2 separate regions of the Homo sapiens genome follow, and region 1 is linked to region 2. Evidence: chromatin loops called from intact Hi-C (ENCODE). Cell type or tissue: IMR-90. All regions are shown on one strand. Region 1 has its middle 150 kb from the start of PPARGC1A. Region 2 has its middle 220 kb from the start of PPARGC1A.

Region 1 (8,000 bases), 64 kb after region 2:
TTTTTGGTAGTTATATTGATTTTAGACTGTGAGGTCAGGAAAGGCCTAATGTATTTATTATGGGTTGAATTATGTGATGAAGCTTTAACTCTCAGTACCTGTGAATGTGACTTTATTTGGAAATAGTCTTTTAGTCTTTTCATAGTTAATCAAATTAGAGTAAGGTCATACTGGATTAGTGCAGGTCCTAATCCAATTACTGGTGTCTGTATAAGAAGAGAGAAATTTGAAGACAGACACACGGAGGAGAAGTCCATGTGAAGACAGAGGCAGAGATTGAAGTGATGTATCTACAAGCCAAGTAGCGCACCAAGGATTCCTGGCAACCACCAGAAGCTAGAAGAGGCCATAGAGGATTTCTCCCCTGGAGTCTTAAGAGAGAGCATGGCCCTGACACCTTGATTTTGGACTTTTAGCCTCTATAACTGTGAAAGAATAAATGTTGCTTTAAGCCACTCAGTTTACGGTACTTTGTAATAGCGCCCCTAGGGACCTAATTCTGTGTTTTATGTGACAGTACCAAACACAAGAAGTGTTCTGGCAGAGATAGGGTGGTGTATCTTTGCTCAGCATCTAAACTAATCACTGATTTTAAAAATATATTTATATTACAATATTATAAAACTATTTTATACTTATTCTCATATCACATTTCCACAGTAGAGAAGAAACAAAGGCTTGATGAATTAAGAAACTTGCACCAGTTGACATAGCAGTGAGTGATATTGAGGGCCTCTGGCACCTGCACACATTCCTGGAGCTAGAATGATCTCTTCTGTGTAAGAATTAGGATGTAGGCTCTTGCTGAGTCATCATGTACCACCCAGGGAAATTAGGAAGCAGTGACCCTGCTGGCTGTGGGTAGTTCCCCCAAGAGCTTCTGTGCTCAGTAGGGCTTAAAATACTTGCCTGGGTGGAAAGGCTCACCTTTCTTTCTCTCTGAGCACCGCCCAGAAGTGCAAGACAAGTGCAAATAAGGAGTTTTTCTGAGTTGTCATGTGAGCTGTGTGCAAGGAGGTTTAAGGACTGTTGCCCACTTAAAATGTTTCTTTGGGTGTTGCCTAAGTGGCCTGCCAGCTGCTGGAGGGTGCAGTGTGCTTCCCAGTGACCAGCCTTGCCAATTAACTGGGTGCCCTGTGCTCTGGTGGAACTCTCTGTCACCACATGCCATTTTGAGATGCACCCAGTGCTCTTATGGCTCAGAAGTTCTGCAAGCTGAATGTATATGATGTCTGAAATATCGCAGAGCAGTTCAATATGCCTAAGCCCACATTTTTCATGCCAAACCTGGGATTAAAGACGCCATCTTTTGGCAGAATGAAACCCGTTAATGCTGGTGGGTAGTTAGGAAGCATGCATTCTTTCCTCAAACACTTCCAAAATGGCTGCTCTGACCCTACAGAGGCTTCTGTGAATCCGTGAATCCGCCATGATTTTGACTAATGATGCTGTATTTCCTAATACTTTTGCTGTGCTTGCAGGCATCAGAACGGTTCTTTTAAGAGACTCATTATGGTACAACTCAGATTAGAATCGGACCCTCAAGGTCTTTTAAAAGACGAAGGATTTGTGAGAAACTGTGACCAGGATGACAAAGTGGCGTCTCATTTGCTTTTTATGTAAGTGAATGCTCAGGAAAGCTGAAAAGGAGGCTGTGGAAAAGCCAGACTCAGTTCCTTTGGTAAAGGCAGCAGGGGTTCTTGTTTAGACTCAACTGCCATCTTCTTGAAGGAGCTTCAGCCTAGGCGTTACGGTTGACATCTCTTAGAATGCAATTAGTGGTAGTGTAGTGACCCAATTTGACGCTCTTTGTTAAGTGAAAGCCAGCGTACACTTATGGCATTTCCAGGCCACATTGATCTACATGGATGATATACTCAGAAGCCAAAACCACTGGCTCTTTCTTAACCTCAGAATTGAGGACAGGTGGTTTCTTTCAAATGTCCTTCCTCCATGTCTTTCCAAGTTATTTATATTGTGGCAGGTAGGGGCAGTGGAGGACAAAAAAAATAAACAAAATTCTATTCAATTTTCAAGTTTCTTGCTATATAGTAACCCGTTTAAGATAAAAGCAACAACTACCACAAATACCATAGCTATGTTTTAAGTATGTTGTATATACAATCCTCTTAGTTACCTAACATTATTTACCCCATTTTACAACTAGGTAAAATGAATCTAATAGTTTACAAATAGATAAACTATTACCAGATAAATTACTGGGGTTGGACTGGAGAGCAGTGGGTAGAAAGGTATAGAAAAGATATCATAACATGCGATCGATGAGGTAACATTTAAACTGCCCAAGGAAAGGCATTCTGTATTGGTAGAGGGAAAAGATGAGAAAAGGGGTGTTTATAATGAATATGATCCTCCAGGGAATGAGGATGTAATTCACCTGGAACCCACAGTAACACGGAGTAGAAAAAATGAAGTTACAGTAAAGCCGGTGCCAGACTAATAAGGGTTTTGAGTCTCAGGCTGTAGAGTTCAAACAATTTCTTCTTTCAGTAGGGCATGAAGAGCACTCGAAGAGTTTGAACAAGTTGAGTTGGAAGGGGGATGATCAGGACTGTGCTTTTAGTAAGATTAATTTGGCAGCAGTGTATTGGATGGCGTCGGGATAGGGGACATAGGTGAGCTGGAGACAGCAAGGAGGGAACCCTTCTTTGGGCTTCTGAATTTAGCTGCCCACTTATTCTTTCAAGATTAAACAAAAGTCATCTCCTGATTCCATAGGAGAGGACCTGTGTGGGGAAAGGAAGAAGGAAAGGCACCCCAGTTTTCTGATCCCAAATAGCTGCCTACAAAATTGGTAGCTTCCTGACAGATTAGGTCATCATGAGAAAGAAAAACCAAATTTTGAGGCACTCTCTTGGTATTGCTGATTACTGCTGTTAATGAGAGTCACCAAAACAATCAAGGAGATCTTTGTTAACAAAGAAAATAATGTCAGATAATAAAGAGAGATGCTTCACTACTAATACTCTATGTGAATGATGCAGTTTATGTATCTATGCATTCTTCAAAATTAAGAATCTTTTATACCAATCTTATTTTTTGGCCTAAAAAAGAGAATAATTTATATACCCATAGGGCACATATGCATTTATATACACTATATCATGATATTTAAACAAGTGTATATATTTTAAAAAGTGACTTTTAACTACTGGGTCATTAAGATGACTGACATGAGAAAGCAGACATCACCTAAGGTTTTTATTCACATGGTCTTCAGTTGACATTTATGTGGTCCGGTATCTATTGCATTGGCTCCTTTGTTCCCCTCTGTGTTCCCACACAGAATAGCTTAAGCTGTCAGTGGCTTAAGGAATATAAGTAGCATGTGTTTTCAGGAATCAAGGATTATGCAGTACACTTTAAATTTTAATAGCCACTGATAGAGACCTCAAGAGATTCAAGCTCACTGGAGTGTTGGACTTCAGCTTGCTTGCTTTCTTTCATCTATAGAAAGATGCTCATTCTGGACTACAGAGAAGGCATTTAGGCAGAGAGGATGACTATTTGAAGTGGAATTTGTGTTGCATCACAATCCATGCCTGTTTTCTATTGGGGTGACTTGGTGTATACATTTTTTAATATTATGAAGCCACCAGTGTTAATAAAAAACAGCTGAATACATATTGGCATCCTTGGAGATCAGGCATGGGAATGCTGAGCGGGGCTGGTAGACAGTAGAACTTTAAGAAATCTCTTTCAGAGATTTTTGAAGACATTTACTTATCAGTTGTCCAGATGGCACTTGAAATGATTAATAATAAACTTTACAAGGAGGTAAAACCATGACTGGTGGAAAACACATTCTGAGTGTATATGTGATAAATACATAATATGAGAAATACGGAAAGAAGTAAAATTAAAGATTCCATATACAGTCATATTTTTAGGTTGATTATTCAGAGATTTCTTTCTTTTCTTTCTTTTTTTTTTTGGTGGGATGCCTTCTGATAACCTCATATCTCACAATCTGACACCTGAAAGTAGGACTCTTTAAAGAACAACTTGTTACCCATATAATTCACTCCTGAAAATAAAAACTGTTTTCTTAAAAATCACTTTTCCATAGTAGGATTCATACTTTGGGATCCATGTATGTGCTTCATGGGTGTGTGTCGAATCTTTGACATTGTATCAAAAAGTTCATGTTTGTGACTATGTGCATTTTCTGCAGAGAATGATCTCTATATACTCTTTTCATTTAGGCTTTCAAAGGGGTGTGTAACCCTCAACAGGCAAAGAACCACTGGGTTAATAGAAGGTAGACATATCTGTAGGATTCTGGCAGGTAGCAGATGGCACATACAAATGGGGTTAGAGTTTAATAAAGAGACTATTTTCGAGATATGGGAAGGGTTAAAGAAATCAGCAGGTGATGACTCCCCTAGGGCTAGCAACAGTGGGAGGCCAGGACCACCTGGACCTGAAGATGCCACGGAGGGAGCTAGTTCCAGAACTCAAGAGAGGGAAAGCTATCACTGTTAGAGAGGGAATACTTCAGGAGTGTAGCCTTTGGTGGAGAAATGCAGCCCTTTCTAAACTGTGCCCAGCAGGGAGGAGTTGGAGGGAAAACGTCCCACTTCATTTTCCTCTTGACCTTGGCTCTATTGTTAGTGCCTTCCAATATCTCAACCTAATCAGATGTGGAAGGCAAGAAAGCCCATTGACACAATCTTTAAAGGTCAGTCTCCCAGGCACAGGCAATAGAGAAGGGTGAAGCATAGATCTGGAAGAGCAAATAGAGAATTCCCTGCACAGGGAAACCTAGCTAGCATGTTTCATTATAATCCCAATGTCGGTTCTCCCACTGCCAAGATGAACTGTAGCCAAGTTCTCCTATAATAACTTGAGCAGTTTAGAAATAGTCACATCCTAGACTAATGCAGCTTTTTCTATTTGCATGTTTTCAGTCTTCTACTTCTAAAGGATGGTTTCTAATTGAGCCCGGTGAACATGAGAGAATCAGCAGCTTAAAATGAATTTCATGTTAAGATAATTAATATGGATGTTGGGAAAACGTTTAAGGAAAGGAGATAGCATATGAGCACATTTTGCTAAAATGTTAGAAAAGCAAGGAGGAAAAATAGTAATTTATTCCCTGCTATTGAAACAAAACTATGGTTGCACTATATTCAACAGAACTTGTAGTTTGTTTTTATTTCAGCGAAAGACTCAGATCTGTAAGCTCCGGTGTTGCATTAACTCATTGTACAGAGTTCATTATTGTAATTAGACTGCTTTTTAAGTTTATTAGTGGACTCACTAATGTACTCTTAAAAAGCTTTATTTGGAAGGAAGTCAATATCCGAAGCCAATAGAACCAAAGAGCTTGTGCCACACGCTCTCTTGCTGAAAATCATGTTATCAATTTTCATGTGACTGTTAATCAATTAGAGTGACAGAGAGATGTTTTGAAGTCAATTTTCTGTTTATTGCTAAATTAGCATTTGATTACATCTGCTTATTTTGGGTTTCAAAGAGGCTATGGTTTCCTTTGTCAAGAGACAGAATGGAGGTCAGTGATGAGAAAAATCATTTGTGCTTTTTAAAATATTTGCACATTAAAATGCAGAGTCTACAAATAGTCACAGGGCTAAGATGGAAGATGTGTGTATGTGGCTGGATTGGAACAGGTAGCATAGGAAAACTGATCTGATGATGTCGTACCTAATGCAAAGATACCTAGTCAGTGTGTAGCCCAGGAAATGAATCAAGTATTGGATGTCTATTGGTTGGTTATCATGTTGTCCTCAAAATAGACAGAAATTCAGTTGTTCAAACTGGAGAAGCATACTGTATATGTATACTGTCTTCAGGATGGGATGTGGAGATATCCTGGCTATTGTGGAACAGTGACAGTGCTATGTTGTGGCCAAATGGTTGGTTAGATATTGAGAGTGTCAATAGCATTTAAATGAAAGCTATGAAATGATACAGTGAAATGACACTGGACATGATGATGATGGTGATGATGATCATGTTGATGGTGGTGGTGGTGGTGGCAGCAGTGGCTGTGGCTACGTTTCTATCGAGTGCTTACGTATGCTTAACACTAAGCATTTTGGAGAACATACTTCTATAAGCAACTCTAGGAGTTGTTCTCCATTTGTGGCAAGTTGCTTTAGGAATTACCATCTTTCTTTAATAGAGGAAGAAATGAGGTTATAGAAAGATTAAGTAGCTTGTGCATCACTGAGGTTGAGTTTTGTCCAATTCCAGAGATTATGAATTTGACCATCATCCTAGATGTTCTCACTTGGCATCAGAGGCCTCTTTTTGAGACCTCCCTTTGCATTTTATAAGCTGACTGATCTTTGGGCTCCATTTCCTCATACATAAAGCAAGGGATTAAGCAATATGAGCTCTAAGATTCTTTGTAGCCTTAAATATTCACATTCTAGAACTATCCAGAAGGGAGCAGTTCCTCCCAAATGTAGAATATTATGCCAATATTCCAATTATAAATCAAATACTAGGGAATCTGGAATGCAGACATTATATTTCTCGTAAGAACCTCAACTCCTTGCAATTGTGTGTTTTCAATTACTCGGTGGTGTAATTGAATCACTAAAGTATAGCTTCTTAATTTATGTTGTATAGCAGGTGGACAAGTTTACTATCAGGAGTGTTGCACATTCTGACTTTTATCCCGTTAAGATATGCTTCCAATTGGAAAGCGAATAAATTACTTGGGATTTGTCGATGATTCACAGTTATAGAGGGAACATTAAAGCTTTGGGATGGCAGAATGTATTTTGTCCATATATTTGGACAAGTGAAGTTGAGTTTAAATTACTTACGATGATATTTAATGGTGGGCCAGTAAATGCACTGTTGTCTGTTTCGTGAATGTAATTAAATTGTGTAAGACAAGACCTCACTGTGGCTCTTAGCTTGTAAACCTCTGTGGTGACGTGAGGTGAAGCTGCCAGTGTTCTGTGGGGAAATACCAACCCCAGAGTTAAAAGGGAGGATTTGCTAGCTTCTGCCATATATCACTTGCTCTATTTGGATTCTGAATGCCCATCTCAGTGTAGTGTCTGGTATGCACTTACAAAGTTTAAATAGAAATTAAACTGGAGCTGGGTCCATTGCTGAATATAGCCATTTGCTTCATAAACACGACTGAAGAGGGAGTGAAAAAAAGAACTGAAAGGAAAAATCCAAGCCAGCAACCCAGATAGAATGACTCTTCCCCTACCTTGAGGATCCCGGAGAAAATATCACCCTGAGGAATAACACTAGGAGTGGTTTCAGGGTCTGGATATAGAATGTTATTGCTCTACATTGGAAGAGAGAATTCGAATTTGCAGGCTGGATTCAAATAACCTTGGAGGGTTAGACTCAGGAGAGGTAATTACTCTAGAACATGGTCCCTGAAATATAAATATCAGTTACAGACTTTGAGTTAATTGCATTGGCTCAAGGGGTACCCAAGTTATGGAGGATAGGTGCTACTGATTCTATCCATTAAAGGAAGGCTTAGGTAAACTCTAATGCACCCAGGTCAATCTCTCTGTTAGTTGAGTCCCTTCTGAGTTATAGTAATCTCACGTGGAAGTGACAGAGACATCCAGGTCTGGTTTTGTAGAGGGGCTACAGGCAATCCTGAGTCGCAGAGTTATGCGAAGCAAAGCCCTAGGCACTTTATGTTATTTTGCTCTACAAGGTCATGCATGACATTCTCCTGGTCATCCACTTATATTTGGGCAGGTTGTTTACTGCACAAGGGAAGTTGGTTTGAGAGGGCAAGTTGGGGGCTGAAATCCATTCTATTCTGTGCTTGCTGAACTGTGTGCCATGGTGTGGGGCTAATTGTGCTGGAAGAAAGTGGGTATCTTCATTGATTTTGAAAGAGTTGCCATTTAGACTACTAGCAGCCTGGATTATTCTAGACATTTAGGTCAACACAAAATTTTTGAGTGCCTACTTTTTATCAGGCACCAAGCTAAGCTCTGGTGGGTATGGGATGAGCAAGC
Region 2 (8,000 bases):
GGCAAATAAGTCACGTGGAAGGAAGCACAGTCTGGTCTTCACCTGTAAAAAGATGGAGAGCTCATAGGGCAGAGTCAGAGACCCCTGCTGGAGGATGGCTGCTGGGGGTTCCTCCTCCCCTCATGCCTCACTTCCTCTCTAGGCTCCTGGGGTTTCTTTCTTCTCCACCTCCTCTGTGGGGATGCTGAGCCCATCTGCAGTAGCTGGAGGACAGGATCTTGGCTCTGCTCCACCACTTCTAAGGAAGCAAAGGTAGACCACGGAACGCATTTTCAAGAACACATGCCTTGCCTCCCTGCCCCTCATCCTTGAACTTGTTCCTCCTTCCTAGCCCTTTGCTTACAACCATGGGGAAGCCTAGGAAGGGAAAGTGGTGTGGGACACTCTACTACTCAGGATCTATTTTCAAGGTCGATTGTAGGGATCAATAATTGAACAGTGAGTTTTAAATATGAAGTGCCATATAAATGCTAAATAGACTTGTAATTGATGGAGACTCTAACATTTCAGATGCCGTAAGTTGGGATGGGAATGAATAGATATGAAAGCTTATTCCATAAATACCATGATGAAGTAACACATTCATTTGTTCAACAAATATTTATCCAGTGCCTCCTAGGAGCCAGATATTATGGTAGATGCTAGAGATACCAAGTGAATAACCACAAAAATAATGCTAAGCCTCCTTCCCACCCACAACCCCCAATCCACAGAAGTTGCATTCTTATGGAGAGAGGTGATAAGCAAACGAATAAAAGTGTGTGTGTGTGTGTGTGTGTGTGTGTGTGTGTGTGTGTGTATAATGAAATGGTGTTAAGTGCTATGGAGAGAAATAAAGTAGAGGGGGTATAAGGAGTTGGGGAAATGTGAAATTTTAAATAAAGCAGACTAGACAAGGCCTGCTGGGGGCCATATTTTAATAATTAATTATTACCAATAAGTTTCAATTTTCCAAATGAAAATCAATTTCAGCCTAGGGTAAAAAAATGCCTTTTCTGTTACCTACATATCCTTTCTAGCAATGGCATTTATGGTCTCAGGTGTGTGTGTGTGTGTGTGTGGTGTGTGTGTGTGTGTGGTGTGTGTGTGTGTGTGTGTGTGATTTTTATAGCTCCCACATTAGGATTTGTTTTTACCAATATTTCCAAGGTCCAAAAGTTCACTAGTACTTTTTTCTAATTCTTTCCAGTATTTTAAATCTTCCTCTTCCCATCTTTTTCTCTCAACACATCCTTTTTTTTCCCCTAAGTTTAGCAGCATCTTCTGGCCAAAGTTACTGCTGTATGTGCTCCCAGAAATTCAAATTCAGTGAACCTTGGGAACTCATGGATGAACCCCAGGCTCCACTGGGTGTTCATGAAAATGTGCACAGCTGTGACTTACTGGTCAAGAGTCCAGGCTCTGGATTCAGCGCTGAGATCTTGTACAAGTTATTTGATCTTTCTGGGCCTCAATTTCCTCATCTGCAGAATGAGGATAATGATTCCTCCTGCAGAGAGCTGTGTTGTGAATTCAATGCGTGGTCCATGGATGGACAGGATACAGCACATTGGCTAACCTATATATAATAGGCTCAAGAGATGTTAGGTGCCCACCTCCTGATTTTCTTCTCATTCTAAGTATTGAAAGATAATTAGTATAGTATAATAATACTTATTATTAGAACTTAATCTTAGAACTAGAGTGGATTGTGGAAATTATTTGGCCTAATGGTTTTAAAATTAATAAAATTATTTTTTAATCAATAGAAGAAACCCTAGTTTTTCCCAGTGAAATTCAGCTAGGAACACTTGTACATAAGGAAGATAATTGGGATTAAGCTTGTTGAAATGGGAGGAAGATGTCTGGATACTCTCAGCATATGTCCCTTGAGACCTCAACCCTCTCTTCTCTCACAGGAGCACCCTCTAAGGCACTTGGAGAAATACTAGAACTTCTTAGCTTTTTTAAGCTAACCAAGGCAATTTAGGCATATGGGAAAGAGACTGACTCTAATCTTCCATCAGAGGCTGTGCATCCTCAAATTCTCCTTGTAAACAGTCAATCACAACTGCCTTCTCCATAGAAAAATTTGAAGTAGAGGACAGTCTTATCCCACCTGCTCTATTTCCTTCCCTTTTTGTCTTCTATTGAATTTTTTCCTTCCAGTGTCACCAGTGGCTATCTACTTGGCAAACCTAATAAATTTTTCATCCTCTTTAATCTCTATGCAGCATCTACAATTGACAGTCTCATCCATTCTGAAACTCTATCACCCTGGGTTTCCATGATCCTATAGCAAAGGCTTGAAGCCAATCATCCTTCTAAATGATAGCTTTGATTACTTCACTCCCTCTCTCAGAAGTCCTCCATGGCTCCCTATTGCCTGCAGAACCAACTGTACACACTACAACTGATATTCAAGGCCCTTCATAATCTATCCAGTATTAAGCTTTCCTTCTAACCTTAAATTTTGTGACTGACCTAGATTATTGTCTGAACATGCTCTACACTTCCAAATTGTGTTTTTGAAGCTGAGAAGGTCTACTTATAGCTGGGGAAAAAATAAGGCTGGTAGTAAAGAAGATGTGAAAGAGAAAAGACTATTTCATCTGGACCTGGTAAGGTGAGTCAGATCGAAAATAATAGGGATGACAGAAAGAAACTGACATACCCACTGCCATTCATTAAGAGTCTTGGAGTATGTGTCTTTGTCAACCCTACTAGACGGAAGTCATTTGAGATCAGGGATCAATGTGTTATTCATCTTCAGAGCTACTATTGTACCCAACTCACAACTCGGTTCATTATAATCTTCAACAAATGAATGCACAAAAGAAGAAATGATTGACTCAATTTGAAGTCTAGAAAACTTTAAAAAGTTACACAAGTGAATACAGTATATTAATTAACAGATTCAACCATTTGCAAAATGAAAAGTAATATAGCAATGTGCTTTTATTATCCAATTTCCTAATGTGTTTTTGTGTTTATAAATGATGCAATTATGCTATTACAATGTATTTGTGTTCATTAATAATTTTGAACAGAGGAAAACCAATGCCCTGTTGGAAGTATTTGTATACCTGGCCTTTTTATCATGGCTTTTCCAGAGGAAGCTATATCAGTTATTTTTTGCCAAATAATGCTATATCACAAAGCACTCTAAAACTTAATGGCTTGAAGCAACCACCATTTATTATTGCTCATGATCTAAGGGTTTTCTGTGCAGTTCTGCTGCTAGGCCAGGCTCTGCTGATCTCAGCTGGGCTCACTCTTGCATCTGAGCCAGCTGGTGGGTCAGCTGGGGGCTGGCAGGTCATGTGAGCAAGGATGCCCTTGGCTTTGCTTTAAGACTATTGACCGAAGCAAGGGACAAGGCACTTTTGCCACAGTCTATTGGCTAAAGCAAGGGACAAGGCAGCTGAGATTCAAAGGGTGGGGAAACCAACTAAACTACCTCATATGGTGGGAGTCATTGCAGAGTCACATGGCAAAGGAAATAGATACAGGGAGGGACAGAGAATCGGGGACTTCTTTGTAATCAGTCTGCCATAGAAGATCTACATGCCTCTTTAGTTTCTCTTGAGATTAAGAAGGAAACTAGGGACGATTCTTGAAAGACCCTGGGCTTCCTTTTTCTGTTGAGGCTCAAGTTGCTACTTGAAGGTGCTCAAAGTGTTGCCATTCGACCTGCCCCTGAATCAGGTTCAATTCTTTAAAACCTAATTTCATATTCTGTCCTTTTCATGCCCTCTTCATTTCTTATCTTCTAGCCCAGGAAATGATAGATCAGTTGATTGTTGCCTTTGTGTCTATAATGAGTATAGAAGAAAAAAAGACTGGGAAATTCATAAGAAACAGATACATGGAGAAACTTAAAGGAGGCATCTTTCGGTTTGCCTCTTTCTGGGCTTGCTTTATTAAAGGCAAAATCTGGAAGAAAATAAAGTCTGCGGGCATCTTTTTTTGGCTTGGGCAGGATCTAACTAGGTGTGTGAGGGCATCCGGGGGCGGGGAAACGAATGGAAGTGCTGATCTGGGATATTGGAAGGCACCAGAAAGAAGGGACTGATCAATAGCTATTTTTCAACTGCGTAGCATAATTTGTGTCAGGCTGCTGAAATGAGTTAGTGCTTCATAGTTAATGGCTGTGAGCACATTCCTTTATTGCAGCACTCTCCAAAATGTTTGCCGTCAACAATTCTAAAAGGCTGTGAGTGACTCACAGCCAAAGTGAGTAATGCACTGGAACTTCGTGAGCTGGGGCCTCTTCTCCGAAAACCTTCCCCTTGGACACCATGTCTCTGTATTTACATCTCCGGCTTGGCTGCTCCTCAAATCATCTAGTCTTCTTGCCATCTTGTTTGGATATCACTCTTCTTTCAAGCCTCTCTTCCTTTATTTGGGGATTTCCTGGTTCCACCACTCAACCCTTTCTTAGGCTCTACACAAACACCATTCGCTTATTATATAAGGGTGGTCCATGGACGAGTAACATAGGCATCATGGAGGAGCTTATGAGAATGCAGAGTTCTGGGCACGACTCCAGACATACTGAATCAGAGTCTGCATTGAAACAAGATACCCAGAAGATCTGTGTGAACAGGAAGATTTGAGAAACACTGGACTATTTCATAAACATTGATTTTCGCCCCTGCTATTTCCATTCCCTCACTTTTAACGTCCTCAGGCCCTTTTATCTCTTACCTTAGGTTGGAAAATACCTCCCCCTAGCTTTTCACCAGTGATCCTAAAGTGTGATGAGCTGCCAAGTCAAGGATTGAAATAAAGTCCCATTAGAAGGTTTGCTTTTTCAAGGTTGTGTATTTGCTTGGGTCATTGGAAACTGGTGGTGGCTGTTTTCTTCCTCTGTAACGTGGGATAAACCATGAAGAAGTCTGAAAATTACACAATTCTATAAGCAAAGTCCACACTATCTTACCTTCACTGTGCTCTAGTGTTAATCAAGCCTTTCTGCCAGAAGAATGGGTGTTGTGTGTGACTCGAGGCATATTAGAAACATGTTCCAATGTAAATAGCTCCCACATGAGTGAGTTACACCCATTCATTGAGTGCTCACCTTGAACCACGTGCCATACATGGGCGTTGCATGTTCACACTGTGATTTAATATGCACATCAGCCCAGTGAAGTATGATCCCCATTTTCCAGATGATGAAATTGAGGCTCAGGGAAGGGAAGTAAATTGCCCAAAGTTACACAGCTGGTGAACTGCAGTATTTGAAAGAGGCTACATTTTTAAGTACCGTGTGATTTCTCCATCTGCAGATTCCTTTCTTTAGCTGTAAAAGGCTTTTTCCTCAGGGTTTACTGGGCATATATTTTTGGGGAGAGGCGTTGCACCAAGCTAATTGTTGACCTTCTTCCACATCTCGTCACAGGTATACAAACAGCCCCATTCCTGCTTTTGTCTTTATTGTCTGATTCACATGCTTCCTCCAGTTTGATGTTCCTTCTGATTGCTTCCAATGAGATGTCAGCTCTCTCTCTGAATTGTGTTGCCCACAGTCCTCTGGAAGCTCTACTTCCTTGTGGAATTACCACTCTAACAAGGACGGTCCATCCTTTGCTTCCCTCTTCTCCCTTTGCTTTGCCTGGCACTGTGCCTGGCAGATCACAAATAACACGTATTTGTTCAGTGAATTGAATCTGAGCTGATTTCTCTCTGACAGGGACCTTGGGAGTGTCAGAGCCCAAGTGGGGGAAAGGTTGTTGACAGAGGAGAATTTTCCACACAGCCTATTTCACACTTTTTACCAAGGACCTGCACAGATCTCTCTTAAAATACAGTCCACAAAGCACTGAAGCTGCAAGAAGGATGAGTAGGAGATAAAGTATGTGATAAACCCCTATAGCCACCCGGGCCTGGCCTCCACGAAGAGGGCGCCCACTCTACTGTTAAGGAGCTTTTGCTGCTTAAACATCTCACTAGCGGAACTCAACTAGGAAGAAAGCAGAAAACATGTAAAACTTCCTCTTGGAAAGCTATTCTGTCTTTGATTTTTCAGAATGTCTTCAAGTGATTTGAGTCTATTTTTAATACCTGTGAGACATGATGTTGTGAGGAGAGCTAAATATAGGGGCCACATCCCCCTTTCTTTTATTCATCGGCCTTAATCTTCCTAGGAGGAAAAGAAAATGCACACGATGTTTCACCACGGAGTGGTGACGTTTGGCCTGACGGGCCCGGCTGAAAGGAAATTCATAAATACTGTGTTGGAAATAAAGATAATGAATGGATGCTTTTTGGAGAAAACGTTAAGTGGGAGTTTATTTATGTTAAACCTCCCCTGTCTGCTGAAGACTGCGAGATAGTTCCTCTTGTTTTCCTCGGGGTCCTTTGGGGACAGCAGTCAGCCTGTGTTACTAGAGTAGGCTTCAGCACCCTACCAACAGCCTCCAGAAGAGCAGGACACTCAGCCAAAAATAACACACAGCATCAAAGCGGCAGCTATAATTCCGGTTCATTTTATACTGACGAGGCTTTTTTTTTTTTTTTTGGAAGAAGGCATTAAGCGCATCTTAAAAGCAAAACAACTTTGTGAGTACTCATTGGACCAGAAGGAGAGACTAGTGCTTCTTGCAGCAGCTGTGAGCCCGAGGGCTCTGTGTTGGAGGGCTCTGCTCTCTGTCCTGGGTGCTCTTTCGTGCTTTTCTGTATCCTACACACCTTCAGGCTCCACATTTCCATTCGTTTTGGGTGGATCTCTATATTATCAGCATCTGGGATATGGGTTGCAGAAGTCCCTGAAGTGAGTCTTTAATCTGGTGCCAGGTGCGGATACCACCTTGAGTCTTTTGTTGAGGAGCTGATTGAGAAGGGAAGGCAGTTGAGAGTGTGGCTAATGGAGAGGGCTCTGGAACTACCCACTCGGCCAAGGCTTCCCCCTTTCAAAGCCATGAAAAGTTTTGGAACTTAATTCTACTTTTCCATGCTTCGGTGTCCTCATCTGCAAAATGGGAATGATGGTGATATCATGCAGAATTGTTTTAAACATTGAAGCGCATGGGGTGTTGCAGCTGGTCAACATTTTTGAGCCTCTGAGCTTATCATTGCAACAAACAGTGAGGCCAGGGCAATTTCTGGCAAGGTGGCATGATTTCAAGCCCCTGGTTTGATATGTTTACTATGGTTTAACAACCATCTCCAGGGCAGACTTGGCTTAATTTGGTTTCTAAATCTGTTCACACTCCTGATTCGCAGTGTTGTTTTCAGTGGGATGGCAGCCTCGGCTTTAGCTGGGAAGTTGTATCTACAAGTGTTGTATCTGTGCTCCATGTGGGCTGCCTTCTGGAGAAGAGGCCTCCCACTCTTTGCCTCCCTGCCGTTCCTCTATAAATAAAAGCAGCCCACAATCCCTGCCAGGAAGATGGAACCTCAACTGGAAGTATTTGAGGATGTCTTCCAATGAGGTGGAAATCAAAAGTTCCCGGATAGCACTCTTTCTGCCCAAGTCCAAGAAATACAATCCCCACCCACTCCGTAAGCCTTCTAAAAGAAGATGTAGTTTTGCATCTCTTTGCTGTTAAATGCAATTCGGAAAGACTTAACATGTCAGCTGCTCTGGGATTGTCCTACCTCCAAAGGGGACCCTGGAAGAAACAGGGCCTCAGGAGCTATTAGATCAGAAGGACCCTTGTCCCCAAATTTCTCTGTTCATACAAATCAGTGACTGAAGTCTAGATGAGGAGAGTTTATTAGCCTGTGTGGACATCAGTGTTGTGTATTAGTCTGTGTGGACATCACTGTTGTGTAGGTATCCATGGATATTTGGATTTGGAAATGAGCCTGAAAAAAAAGAAAGGAATCTATAGTTTAGGGTACCATGAATTGTTCCCTGTCCTGTGGTCTGTACTGAAGTGAAACATTTTAGAAACTATTGTATTTTAAATACCACCATGATACTCTTGTTTTAGTGGCACCCACTGAAGGTGGGACAGGGTCTCCATGCTGCTCTTCTCCAACGACACTGTGACAAGAATGGTGATTATTGGAGC

The links. Peaks named below come from ENCODE experiments on the same cell type or tissue, not always from the same donor. Only the 100,000 strongest peaks of a DNase experiment are listed, where the experiment ranks them.
Region 1: it touches region 2 in a loop (4-fold over the local background); 2 of 110 quality-filtered maps call a loop at or near these places.

Annotation. Positions count from the first base shown.
Region 1 is chr4:24,037,868-24,045,867 of GRCh38, reverse strand. It overlaps a transcript of PPARGC1A not described here. Among named protein-coding and RNA genes, the nearest start is that of PPARGC1A, 150 kb to the right of the region's middle. In IMR-90, no CTCF peak of the experiment used is centred here; a DNase peak (open chromatin) is centred at 3,547; H3K27ac peaks cover 1,518 bases.
Region 2 is chr4:24,102,098-24,110,097 of GRCh38, reverse strand. It overlaps a transcript of PPARGC1A not described here. Among named protein-coding and RNA genes, the nearest start is that of PPARGC1A, 220 kb to the right of the region's middle. In IMR-90, a CTCF peak has its summit at 4,721; DNase peaks (open chromatin) are centred at 4,227 and 4,517; H3K4me3 peaks cover 539 bases; H3K27ac peaks cover 3,562 bases.